Regions from separate parts of the Homo sapiens genome. Here region 1 is linked to region 2. The links are chromatin contacts, found by Hi-C or POLR2A ChIA-PET in ENCODE. All regions are on one chromosome and are shown on one strand. Each heading gives the region's core, a stretch centred on a gene start or an enhancer-like site at or near the end of the contact. The rest is flanking DNA. Distances are from core to core; before and after follow the strand shown. Region 1 has its middle 22 kb from the start of MACF1. Region 2 holds the start of NDUFS5 (NADH:ubiquinone oxidoreductase subunit S5).

Evidence for each region. A loop is a pair of places that touch in the nucleus more often than their neighbours do. ChIA-PET counts read pairs that join two places held with the same protein, here RNA polymerase II (POLR2A). Pooled maps may share reads with other maps.
Region 1: a loop to region 2 is called in a pooled map, with 4 times the contacts of the local background. The contact joins the enhancer-like site here to the promoter of NDUFS5 in region 2. A Hi-C loop is called at or near these places in 10 of 50 pooled maps. POLR2A ChIA-PET finds 5 or more read pairs at or near these places in 11 of 52 experiments (A673, CD4-positive, alpha-beta memory T cell, GM10248 and 7 more).

The regions. Positions count from the first base shown.
Region 1 is chr1:39,179,769-39,185,269 of GRCh38, forward strand. It overlaps a transcript of MACF1 not described here. Among named protein-coding and RNA genes, the nearest start is that of MACF1, 22 kb to the right of the region's middle. RefSeq lists enhancers at 3,373-4,572, 3,813-4,327, 4,082-4,351, 4,328-4,841. Within about 2 kb of position 4,108, at least 27 of the 41 ENCODE cell types and tissues checked have a DNase peak (open chromatin) inside an H3K27ac peak, as active enhancers do; they include A673 and Panc1, where a contact is called at or near this core.
Region 2 is chr1:39,022,355-39,028,075 of GRCh38, forward strand. NDUFS5 (NADH:ubiquinone oxidoreductase subunit S5) reads left to right here and starts at 3,996. Exons shown (of 3, transcript NM_004552.3): 1 at 3,996-4,048. RefSeq lists enhancers at 3,828-4,077, 3,937-4,523, 4,524-5,109.

The DNA.
Region 1 (5,501 bases), core at 2,858-5,357, 160 kb after region 2:
CTTTGGGAGGCCGAGGCAGGTGGATCACTTGAGGTCAGGAGTTCGAGACCAGCCTGGCCAACATGGTGAAACCCCGTCTCTACTAAAAATACAAAAATTAGCCAGGTGTGGTGGCACACACTTGTAATCCCAGCTACTCACGAGGCTGAGGCAGGAGAATCACTTGAACCTGGGAGGTGGAGGTTACAGTGAGCTGAGATCACACCACTGCACTTCTGCTTGGGTGACAGAGCAAGACTCTGTTTCAAAAATGAAATTTTAAAAAAATGAAGTTATGCTCTCCTTTGCTTTTATTACAGTCTAGTAAGGAGCTTGGAGGGCTTTTAGACCCCCATAATCTCCATCACCCTCCTCAAAGCTGCTCTAAATAAACAAATTTAAGTAAAAAGTATTTGTTATATAAATGCAGGATGAAGACTTATTATGATGGCTTTTCCTCTTTCAACCAGATTGCAAGATACAAGCCTATTTTTAATAAAATTTCTGGTTCCCTACTCTGGTACTAATGCAAAGATTTATTTTTCTTAGGGATGAGTTGTGGCCAATTGATATAAAAGGAGATATAGGCCAGGCATGGTGGCTCGTATCTGTAATCCCAGCACTTTGGGAGGCTGAGGCAGGTGGATCACTTGGGGTCAGGAGTTCAAGGCCAGCCTGGCCAACATGGTGAAACCCCATCTCTACTAAAAATACAAAAATTAGCAGGGCGTGGTGGCTCATGCCTGTAATTCCAGCTACCGGGGAGGCTGAGACAGGAGAATCGCTTGAATCTGGGAGGCAGAGGTTTCAGTGAGCCGAGATTGCGCCACTAGACTCCAGCCTGGGCAACAGAGCGATACTCCACCTCACACGCACACACACAAAGAAGATGTACTTTCTTCTTTTGATACTTTTTTACATATTTGACGCATTTGTGATAGAGAAATGGATTATGATTATTCTATCCTTCTTCCTTTTACTAAGGTAGAATGAGCCAAGGTCAGTGGGGCCTGACGGATCTCAGGGCCTTTGCTGTTCCTCTCATCCCTGGCTATGGTTGGCTAAGTCTCTTTTTCTTAGGTCTCAGGGTGTTCAGCTGTTTTGGGAACTTGTTGAAAATTGTTGCTTTGCAGTACAAAAGACACTCTGTTACTTTTTAATCAATATCTTTTTTTTTGAGACAGGGTCTGGCTCTGTTGCCCAGGCTCGACTACAGTAGCCCATCTCTGTTCACTGCAGCCTCTGCCTCCCGGGTTCAAGTGATTCTTGTGCCACAGCCTCCTGAGCAGCTGGGACTACAGGCGCGTGCTACCATGCCCAGCTAATATTTTTGTATTTTTAGTAGAGATGGGATTTTGCCACGTTGTCCAGGCTGGCTTCGAACTCCTGGCCTCAAGCGGTACACCCGCCTTGGCCTTCCAAAGTGCTGGGATTATAGGCGTGAGCCACTGCGCTGGGCCAGTAATCAGTATCTTTTTAGCATATTACTTATTTTGGGGGGATCCTCCAAATCAGGGGTCTCCAGTGTGCTAAATATTTGATAGAGCATAGGGAAATTTGAGTATTTTAGTTTCCGAGTATTAGTAAAGAGTGGCTCACATTGCCTTTTACTTTATACGTTCATGCATTGGAAGACTTAATATTGTTAAGATGGCAGCACTCCCCAAACTGATCTATAGATTCAATGCAATCCCTGTCAGAATCCCAGTGGGGTTTTTTCTTCTTCTTTCTTCTCCTCCTCCTCCTCTTCCTCTTATTCTTCGTCTTCCTCTTCCTCCTCCTCCTCTTCTTCCAGAAATTGGCAAGCTGCTCCTGAAATTCATGTGAAAATGCAAGGGACCCAGAATAGTCAAAACAATCTTGAAAAAGAACAAAATTGGAGGACTCACACTTCCAGATTTGAAAACTTACTACAAAGCTACAGTAATTAAGACAGGATGGTACTGGCATAGGGATAGACATATAGATCAATGGAATAGAATTGAGAGTCTAAAAATAAACCCTTACATTTATGGTAAATTGATTTGTGATAAAGGTGCCAAGACAATTCAATGTAGAAAGAATTGTCTTTTCAACAAATTATACTGGGACAACTGGATATCCATATACAAAAGAATGAAATTGGCCAGGCGTTGTGGCTCACGCCCATAATCCCAGCACTTTAGCAGGCAGAGGTAGGTGGATCACGAGATCAGGAGTTCGAGACCAGCCTGGCCAACATTGTGAAACCCCATTTCTACTAAAAATACAAAAATTAGCTGGATGTGGTGGCGGGCACCTGTAATCCCAGCTACTCGGGAGGCTGAGGCAGGAGAATCGCTTGAACCCGGGAGGCAGAGGTTGCAGTGAGCTGAGATGACGCCATTGCACTCCAGCCTGGGCAACAGAGCAAGACTCCACCTTAAAAAAAAAAAAAAAAAGAATTTAAACCCTGACCTCACACAACATATAAAACTTAACTCAAAGTGGAACATAGACCTACATATAAGAGCTAAAATTACAAAACTATTAGAAGAAAACTTAGGGGTAAATCTTTGTGACCTTGGATTAGGTAGTGGTTTCTTGTAGCTAACACTGAAAGTATACACAAAAAAGAAAAAAATAGAGAAATTATACTTGATCAAAATGTAAAACCTTTGTGCTTCAAAGGACACTACCTAGAAAATGAAGACACCTCACAGAATGGGAGAAAATATTTGCAAATCATATATCTAATAAGGGACTTATATCCAAAATATATAAAGAATTCTTTGAACTCAACAGTAAAAAGAAAACCCAATAAAAAAATGGGCAAAGGATTTATATAGCCATTTCTTCAAAGAAGATATACAAATGGCTAATAAGCACATGAAAAGATGCTTAGATGCTTAACATCATTAGTTATTATGGAAATGCTAATCAAGATCACAATGAGATACCACTTCATACCCACTAGAATGGCTTTAATAAAAAAGAGAGTGAGGATGTGGAGAAATTGGAACACCCCCAACATTGCTGGTGGGAATATAAAATGGTGCACCTGCTTTAGAAAACAGTTTGGTGGTTCTTCAAAAAGTAGAGTTGCCACATGACCCAGCAATTCCAAAGTATATATCCAAAAGAAATATTATATTCATAGAATATAGAAAACATATATTCATAGAAAACTCGTACATAAATGTTCATAGCAGCATTATTCATAGTAGCCCCAAAGCAGAAACAGCTGAAACATCTATCAACTGATGAATGGATAAACACACTGTGGCATATCCATACAACAGAATATTATTTGTCAGTGAAAAGGAATGAAGTACTGATTGATGCTAACATGGATCAACCTTGAGAACATTAGACTAAGTGAAAGAAGCCAGACACAAAAGGCTTGTATGATTCCATTTATACCATTTATACATAATAGGCAAATCCATAGAGACCATAAGTAGATTAGTGGTTGCTAGGGGTTGAGGAGGGGCGAATGGGAAGTGACTGCTAATTGATATAGGGTTTCTTCAGGGGGTGATGGAATGTTCTAAAGTTAGATAATGGTGATGGTTGAACAACTCTGTGAACATACTGATACTTAAATATCCATTGAATTGTTTACCTAAAAAGGGTGAATTTATGTTAACCAAATCTCAGTGAAGCTGTTATAAAAATATTAGGCTGATTTGTAGGTATGAATAGTATTTGTCTGTTTGTATTGGGCCCCTTATTGCTGCCACTGAGAATCTTGAAGTTGTCTTGAATATTTTGCTTCAGAACTGTCACTGTCTTGAGCAGGCAAGTTACTGTTGCCCCAAATCTTCAAGGTGAGAAACAGGTTTGCAATCATTTTTTTGCAGGAGAATACATGATGGCACTTTATATCAGGAAGCGAACTTTTAAGGTGAGCACTCTGAAGTTGAAGCATTTCCAAGTTTTAAGTGGGACTGTGCCCTACCTTAGTTCTTACTTCATCCTTTAAACTGTGTGTCACACTGGAGTAGGCAGTTTCCCAGCCCCATACCCAGCTCCACCAAGATCCTCACTTCTTTCATCATTTGCCCATTTTTCCCCAGGCTATGTTTGATCTTGCTCTGAGGCCTTCTTTCTTGGGAGGTATAGCGAGAGTAGCTGCAGAAACCTCTGGGTGGCACCCTGCCCCCACAGGATTACCAAAGAATGACATGTGTGGAAGAGGCTCAGGCCTGTGTTGGCAGGAAGAAGTGACTCATTTTTCATCAAAGGAATTTCAAAGAACATATAATGACAGGATGATGTCACAGGAGCAGGTGGAGACAGGAACCTTGATTGAGCTGCTGGAAGATATTAAATGGTGTGGCTGCCTGGGCAGTCAGAATGATTGACCAGCATAAATCACAGGAAACATCACCTGTTTTTTAGTTCCTATTTCATGAGCCCTGGTGTGGGCAGTGCTGTTCATGTGCCCTCAGAGCATATGGTTGAGTCTATGCATGTCTTGGGTATACTGTGTTTGTATCTGGGTGAGATGGCTCACAACATCCTGTGCTAGTCATGGACTTCTTTTTCATGCAGGGCGGCGTGTGTGGGTTCCTGCACTGTGTGCCTCAGTTCTATAGCTAGCAGGGTCTGTGTCTTGGAAATGAGCCTCACATGGTCATACTGGCTGGTTTGAAGGCATGACATTTCCTCTGACATATTTAGAGAGGGGAACTTGCCTTGACATCAGAAGGTCAGATCTCAGAATTTTTTACCTTATTGCCAAAAGTACCCTAGTTCCATCTAGTATTTTGGCAAGAGCTAGATCTTTGCTCAAAGCCCAGTTAAGTCTTGTGGTGGTGGTGTTTTTCTTCTTTGAGTAGAGGGCCCTCCAATGGTGTTGTATGGTTGAAGCTGATAAGGTGAGGCGGAGTGTGGTGGCGGGATGGAGAGTTTCAGTCAGGATAAGTCTTAGTATCTTTTCATATCGCAAAGCAGTAAAGTTGGTTAGGTTATTCAGGCTGTTATTTATATTAAGATTGTGAAAGAGTGCTCCTGGTCATCATCATGCACCTACCAGAGTCTGTGTGATTATGAGGTTGGAGGCTAAATTAGCCATTTACACAAAGATAAAAGAGAGGCTAGCATTGATAATATTCTGCCTCAGGTTTCAGGCCTCTCAAGGAAGGTCTTAGGAGAGATGGCTTAGCAATATCAATTGCTGCCTTTGTGCTTATAACTCGTTCATCTGAAGATGGCCTGGAAAAAGGGACTTTTAGGCTGCATAGGACACCACCAAAAAAGTAGAAGATACTACCTCTCTTTAAGATGTATCAGGGCTGGTGCTGGGCGTGGTGGCACACGCCTGTAATCCCAGCACTTTGGGAGGCCGAGGCAGGTGGATCACGAGGTCAGGAGATCGAGACCATCCTGGCTAACACGGTGAAACCCCATCTCTACTAAAAATACAAAAAAATTAGCTGGGCGTGGTGGCGGGTGCCTGTAGTCCCAGCTACACGGGAGGCTGAGGCAGGAGAATGGCATGTACCTGGGAGGTGGAGCTTGCAGTGAGCCGACATGGCACCACTGCACTCCAGCCTGGG
Region 2 (5,721 bases), core at 2,746-5,245:
GCAGCCTCTGCCTCCCACGTTCCAGTGATTCTCCTGCCTCAGCCTCCCTGGGTAGCTGGGATTACAGGCGCCTGCCACCACGCCCGGCTAATTTTTGTATTTTTAGTAGAGATGGGGTTTTGCCATGTTGGCCAGGCTGGTCTTGAACTCCTGACCTCAGGTGATACACCTGCCTCGGCCTCCCAAAGTGCTGGGATTACAAGCATGAGCCACCGCACGTGGCCAGATAATTTGTTTTAAGAAGGGATGAGATTAGGCCGGGCTGTGCCTCTACTACAGACTCCTAGTATTTATTTTCTTTAAGAATACTTGGCCAGGCGTGGTGGCTCATGCCTGTAATCTCAGCACTTTGAGATGCTGAGGCAGGCGAATCACCTGAGGTCAGGAGTTCAAGACCAGCCTGGCCAACATGGTGAAACCCCGTCTCCACCAAAAATACAAAAATTAGCTGGGCATTGTGGTGGGCTCTTATAATCCCAGCTACCTGGGAAGGCTGAGGCAGGAGAACTGCTTGAACCCAAGAGGCGGAGGTTGCAGTGAGCCGAGACCACGCCATTGCACTCCAGCCTGGGCGACAGAGCAAGACTCCATCTCCAAAAAGAAACAAAATAAAGAAGGGATGAAATGATGTTGAAGATGAAACCCACAGTGGCAGACCATCCACATCAATTTATGAGAAAAACATTTTGTGTCCTAACTGAAGTGGATTGACAACAGCAGAAATAATAATCAATACCATAGGCATCTCACTTGGTTCGGCTTACATAATTCTGACTGAAAAACTAAAGTTGAGCAAACATTCCACTTGGCAGGTGCCAAACCATCATGCCCAGATCAGCTGCAGAGCTTTCAATGGGAATTTTAAACAAGCAGGATGAAGATCCTGAAGCATTTCTTTGAAGAATTGTAATAGGAGATGAAACATGGCTTTACCAGTACAATCCTAAAGACAATGCACAATCAAAGCAATGGCTACCAAGAGGTGGAAGTGTCTGGTCAAAGCAAAAGTGGACCAGTCAAGAGCAAAGGTCATGTCATTCGTTTTTTTTTTTTTAATGTTCAAGGCATTTTGTTTATTGACTTTCTGGAGGGCCAAAGAACAATAACATCTGCTTATTATGAGAGTGTTTTGAGAAAACTAGCAAAAGTTTTAGCAGAAAAATGCCTGGGAAAGCTTCACCAGAGTCATTCTCCGCTATAACAATGTTCCTGCTCATTTCTCTCAGCAAACAAGGGCAATTTTGCAAGAGTTTTGATGGGAAATCATTAGGCATCCACCTTACAGTACTGATCTGGCTCCTTCTGACTTCCTTTTGCCTTTTTTTTTTTTTTTTTTGGAGACAGAGTTTTGCTTTTGTTGCCCAGGCTGGAGTGCAATGGTGCGATCTCGGCTCCCTGCAACCTCTGCCTCTCCAGTTCAAGCGATGCTCCTGCCTCAGCCTCCTAAGTAGCTGGGATTACAGGTGCCTGCCACCACACCTGGCTAATTTTTTGTATTTTTAGTAGAGACAGGGTATCACCATGTTGGTCAGGCTGGTCTTGAACTCCTGAACTCAGGTGATCTGCCTGCCTCAGCCTCCCAAAATGCTGGGATTACAGGCATTAGCCACTGCACCTGGCCCTTGTTTTCTAATCTTAAAAAACTCTTTCAAGGGCACCCCATTTTTTCTTAGGTTAATAATGTATAAAAGAGGCTGCCTTATCCTTACAAGCAGCCTGCCCTCAACTCTCTCTCAGAGTGTTAAAAAAAAATGTATAAAAGGGCCAGGCATGGTGGCTCATGCCTGTAATCTCAGCACATTGGGAGGCCCAGGCAGGAGGATCACTTGAGCCCAGGAGCTGGAGACCAGCCTGGGAAACATAAAGAGATACTGATCTCCACAAAAAATTTTTTTAAAGAATTAGCTTGGCCGGGCGCAGTGGTTCACGCCTGTAATCCCAGCACTTTGGGAGGCTGAGGCGGGCAGATCACGAAGTCAACAGATCTAGACCATCCTAGCCAATATGGTGAAACCTCGTCTCTACTAAAAAAAAATACAAAAATCAGCTGGGAGTGGTGGCGCACACCTGTAGTCCCAGCTATTCAGGAGGCTGAGGCAGGAGAATCGCTTGAACCTGGGAGGTGGAGGTTGCAGTGAGCCAAGATTGCACCACTGCATTTCAGCCTGGTGACAGAGTGAAGCTCTGTCTCAAAAAAAAAAAAAAAAAAAGAATTAGCTGGGCACAGTGGCATGTCTGTAGTCCCAGCTACTTGGGAGGCTAAGCAGGAGGATTGCTTGAGCCCTGGAGTTTGAGGCTGCAGTGATCTATGATAGCACTACTGCACTCCAGCCTGGGTGATGGAGTGAGACCCTATCTCAAATAAAATAATAATTATAATAAAGACTGCCAGGCACATGGTGGCATGCACATGTGGTCCCAGCTATTTGGGAGGCTGAGGTGGGAGGATCACCAGAGCCCAGGGAGGTTGAGGCTGCAGTGAACTGTGATTGCACCACTGCACTCCAGCGGGGCAATGGGAGTGAGAATCTGTCTCAAAAGTAATAATTATATATATATATATTTATATATATATATATATATATATATATATATATATATATATATATGTTCTAGTATTTTCCTCCCATACCTCCAATGTATAATATCTCATGCACCCTGTGGTCCACCCCCCAAAGACATACACACAACACTTTAGAGTCTCTGATGTAGTCAAAGGGAGTCATTGGAGGTTCTGGAACAGATGACAGGCATGGTAGCAGTTGATTCACAAACTGAAAGCTGAGACATCAAAGAACTGCGACTGCCTTGGAATGTTTCCCATGTGCTAGCCACCGCCTCAGTGCTTTATACATAAATCAGTTAATCCCTATAGCAAGCCTCCATTGTGAATACCATAATTATCTTAACAGACGAGGAGACTGAGGCACAATGAAGTTAAGAAACTTTCCTAGAGTCACACGAAATTGGTGGGGGCCTACTTTTTTTTTTTTTTTTTTTTTTTTTTTTTTTTTTTTTTGAGACTGAATCTAGCTCTGTCGCCAGGCTGGAGTCCAGTGGCGCGATCTCACCTCACTGCAACCTCCGCCTCCCGGATTCAAGCGATTCTCCTGCCTCGGCCTCCCCCCACTAGCTGGGATTACAGGCACTCGCTGCCACACCCAGCTAATTTTTGTATTTTTAGTAGAGACAGGGTTTCACCATATTGGCCAGGATGGTCTCGATCTCCTGAGCTTGTGATCCGCCCACCTCGGCCTCCCATAGTGCTGGGATTACAGGCCTGAGCCACTGCGCCCGGCTGGGGGCCTACATTTGACCCCACGTGGTGGTTTGGGCTCATAGTCCATGTGCTTAACCACTAGTGGGTAGGCAGGGAGCCAGTGTTCTTTCTCTCCTGTGACTTTGGTGAAGTCTCTCACCACTCAGTGTTGTCGTGAGCATGCTAGGCAGAGTGCAAGAAAGGAGCAAGAACTCACTAATGGCTAGGCCTTCCCTGTGTCTCTGTAATTGATGGGTTTGGGTTTTTTTTCCTTTCTCTCTCTCTACCTCCTCTCTCTCTTCTTCATCCTCTCTCTCTCACTCTCCCCCTGAGATAAGGTCTTGCTCTGTTGCCAGGGCTGGAATGCAATGGAATGGTGTGATCATGGCTCACTACAGCCTCAATCTCCTGGGCTCAAGGGATCCTCCCACCTCAACCTCCTGAGTAGCTGGAACCACAGGCATGCACCACCTCGCCCGGCTAATTTTTTATTTTTTGTAGAGAGGGGAGTTTCGCCATGTTGCCCAGGCTGTTTTCGAACTCCTGGGCTGAAGTGATCTTCCTCCCTCAGCCTTCCAAGGTGCTGGGATTGCAGACGTCAGCCACCGTACCAGGCCAACGGGCTCGGTTTCTATGGTTTTGTGGGGAGACGGCTGAGGGAAGGTCGGCTTCCGGCGTCGCGCTGCAAACGTCTCGCTGAGGTCATCCTTTACGGCAGGCGTCCGCGTCGCTAGCTAGTCGTTCTGAAGCGGCGGCCAGAGAAGAGTCAAGGGCACGAGCATCGGGTAGGTAGGGGCTGCTTATGTCCGCGCGGCAGCTTAGCTTAAGGACCTTCCTTCCGAGGTCTCTTTAACAGATTTCCTCTTGGCTTGCTGTGTGTCCCCTTCTCCCAGACCTGAACTCAGGGCGTGTTCCCTGCCCTCCCAGGCCGCTTCACCTCCACAGCTAATGGCACCGAAGCCTGGAGATTGCCGCTCTCTCCACTTTCCACATTTGTTTAGGTTTTTGCCGGACTAATGTTTTGGCTTTCTGTTTCTTAACCTAAAGTCTACGATCCTTATCCCAGCTTTCCAGGCTCTGCGTGATTTCGGCCCCGCCGGCCTCCTGAGCTCATTTCATTCTTTTCACCGTCATGCACGCTGCGCTCCATTGTCCCCCAAACATAGCCAGCACTTCCGGCTGTAACTCCGGGCTGTTGCCCAACTGGAACACTCTGCCCACTGATCTTCACTTGGCGAACTCGCAAGCCATGTTAAAGGCATTTTCAAGTCTCCGGGCAGAGTTCGTGCTTCCTCCTTCGAGCTCTTACCCACTCGTGTTCCTTGCAGTGTATTCGCAATTCCGAGTGTGTGTCTCTGGTGCTTACGTTGGAGCTGCTTTCCCCCGCATCTGAGTGCCTGGAACGTAACTACTCAGTAAATGATGACTGAGGGATGGGAAGGAACTTAAGAAGTTAAATTCACCTTTTTGTTGAGATGGAGTTTCGCTCTTGTTGCCCAGGCTGGAGTGCAGAGTGGCGCGATCTCGGCTCACTGCAGCCTCTGCCTCCCGGATTCAAGCGATTCTCCTCCCTGAGACTCCCGAGTAGCTGGGATTACAGGCATGCGCCCCCACGCCCGGCTAATTTTGTATTTTTTTAGTAGAGAGAGGGTTTCGCCATGTTGGTCAGGCTGGTCTTGAACTCGCGGCCTCAGGTGATCCGCCCGCCTCGGCCTCCCAAGGTGCTGGAATTACAGGCGTGAGCCACTGCGCCCAACTAAATTCACCTTTAAATCTACCATGAGTACACATTTATATTGATATTTGTGGGTGTGCGCGCGCTTCCTTTCAGTCATTTTAGGCAGTCAGGGTTTGTTTTTGTGTGTGTGTTTTTACATTTAACATTATTATGTATTTGCATGTAAATTTTTTTCCCTACTGTCTGTAATAGTCTACAAAGTAAGTCTTAACCCATTTCTTTCGCTCTGGTTTTTTTTTTTTTTTGAGACAGGATCTCGCTTTGTTGCCCAGGATGGAGTGCAGTGGCCAGGTCATAGCTCACTGAAGCCTTGAACTCCTGGCCTCAGTCTCCTGCCTCAGCCTTAGGAGTAGCTGGGACTACAGGCGCACATACCACCACAAGTGCCTTTTTTTTTTTTTTTTTTTTTTTTTGAGACAGAGAACCTGACCAAAGGATCCAAATTCTTTTTTTCTTCTTCTTCTTTTTTTTTTTTTTTTTTTTTTGAGACAGAGTCTCGCTCTGTCGCCCAGGCTGGAGTACAATGGCGGATCTTGGCTTATTGCAACCTCTGTCTCCCCAGTTCAAGCAGTTCTCCTGTCTCAGCCTCCCGAATAGTTGGGATTACAGGCATGTGCCAACACGCCCAGCTAATTTTTTTGTATTTTTAGTAGAGACGGGATTTCACCATATTGGCCAGGCTGGTCTTGAACTCCTGACCTCAGGTAATCCACCCGCCTTGGCC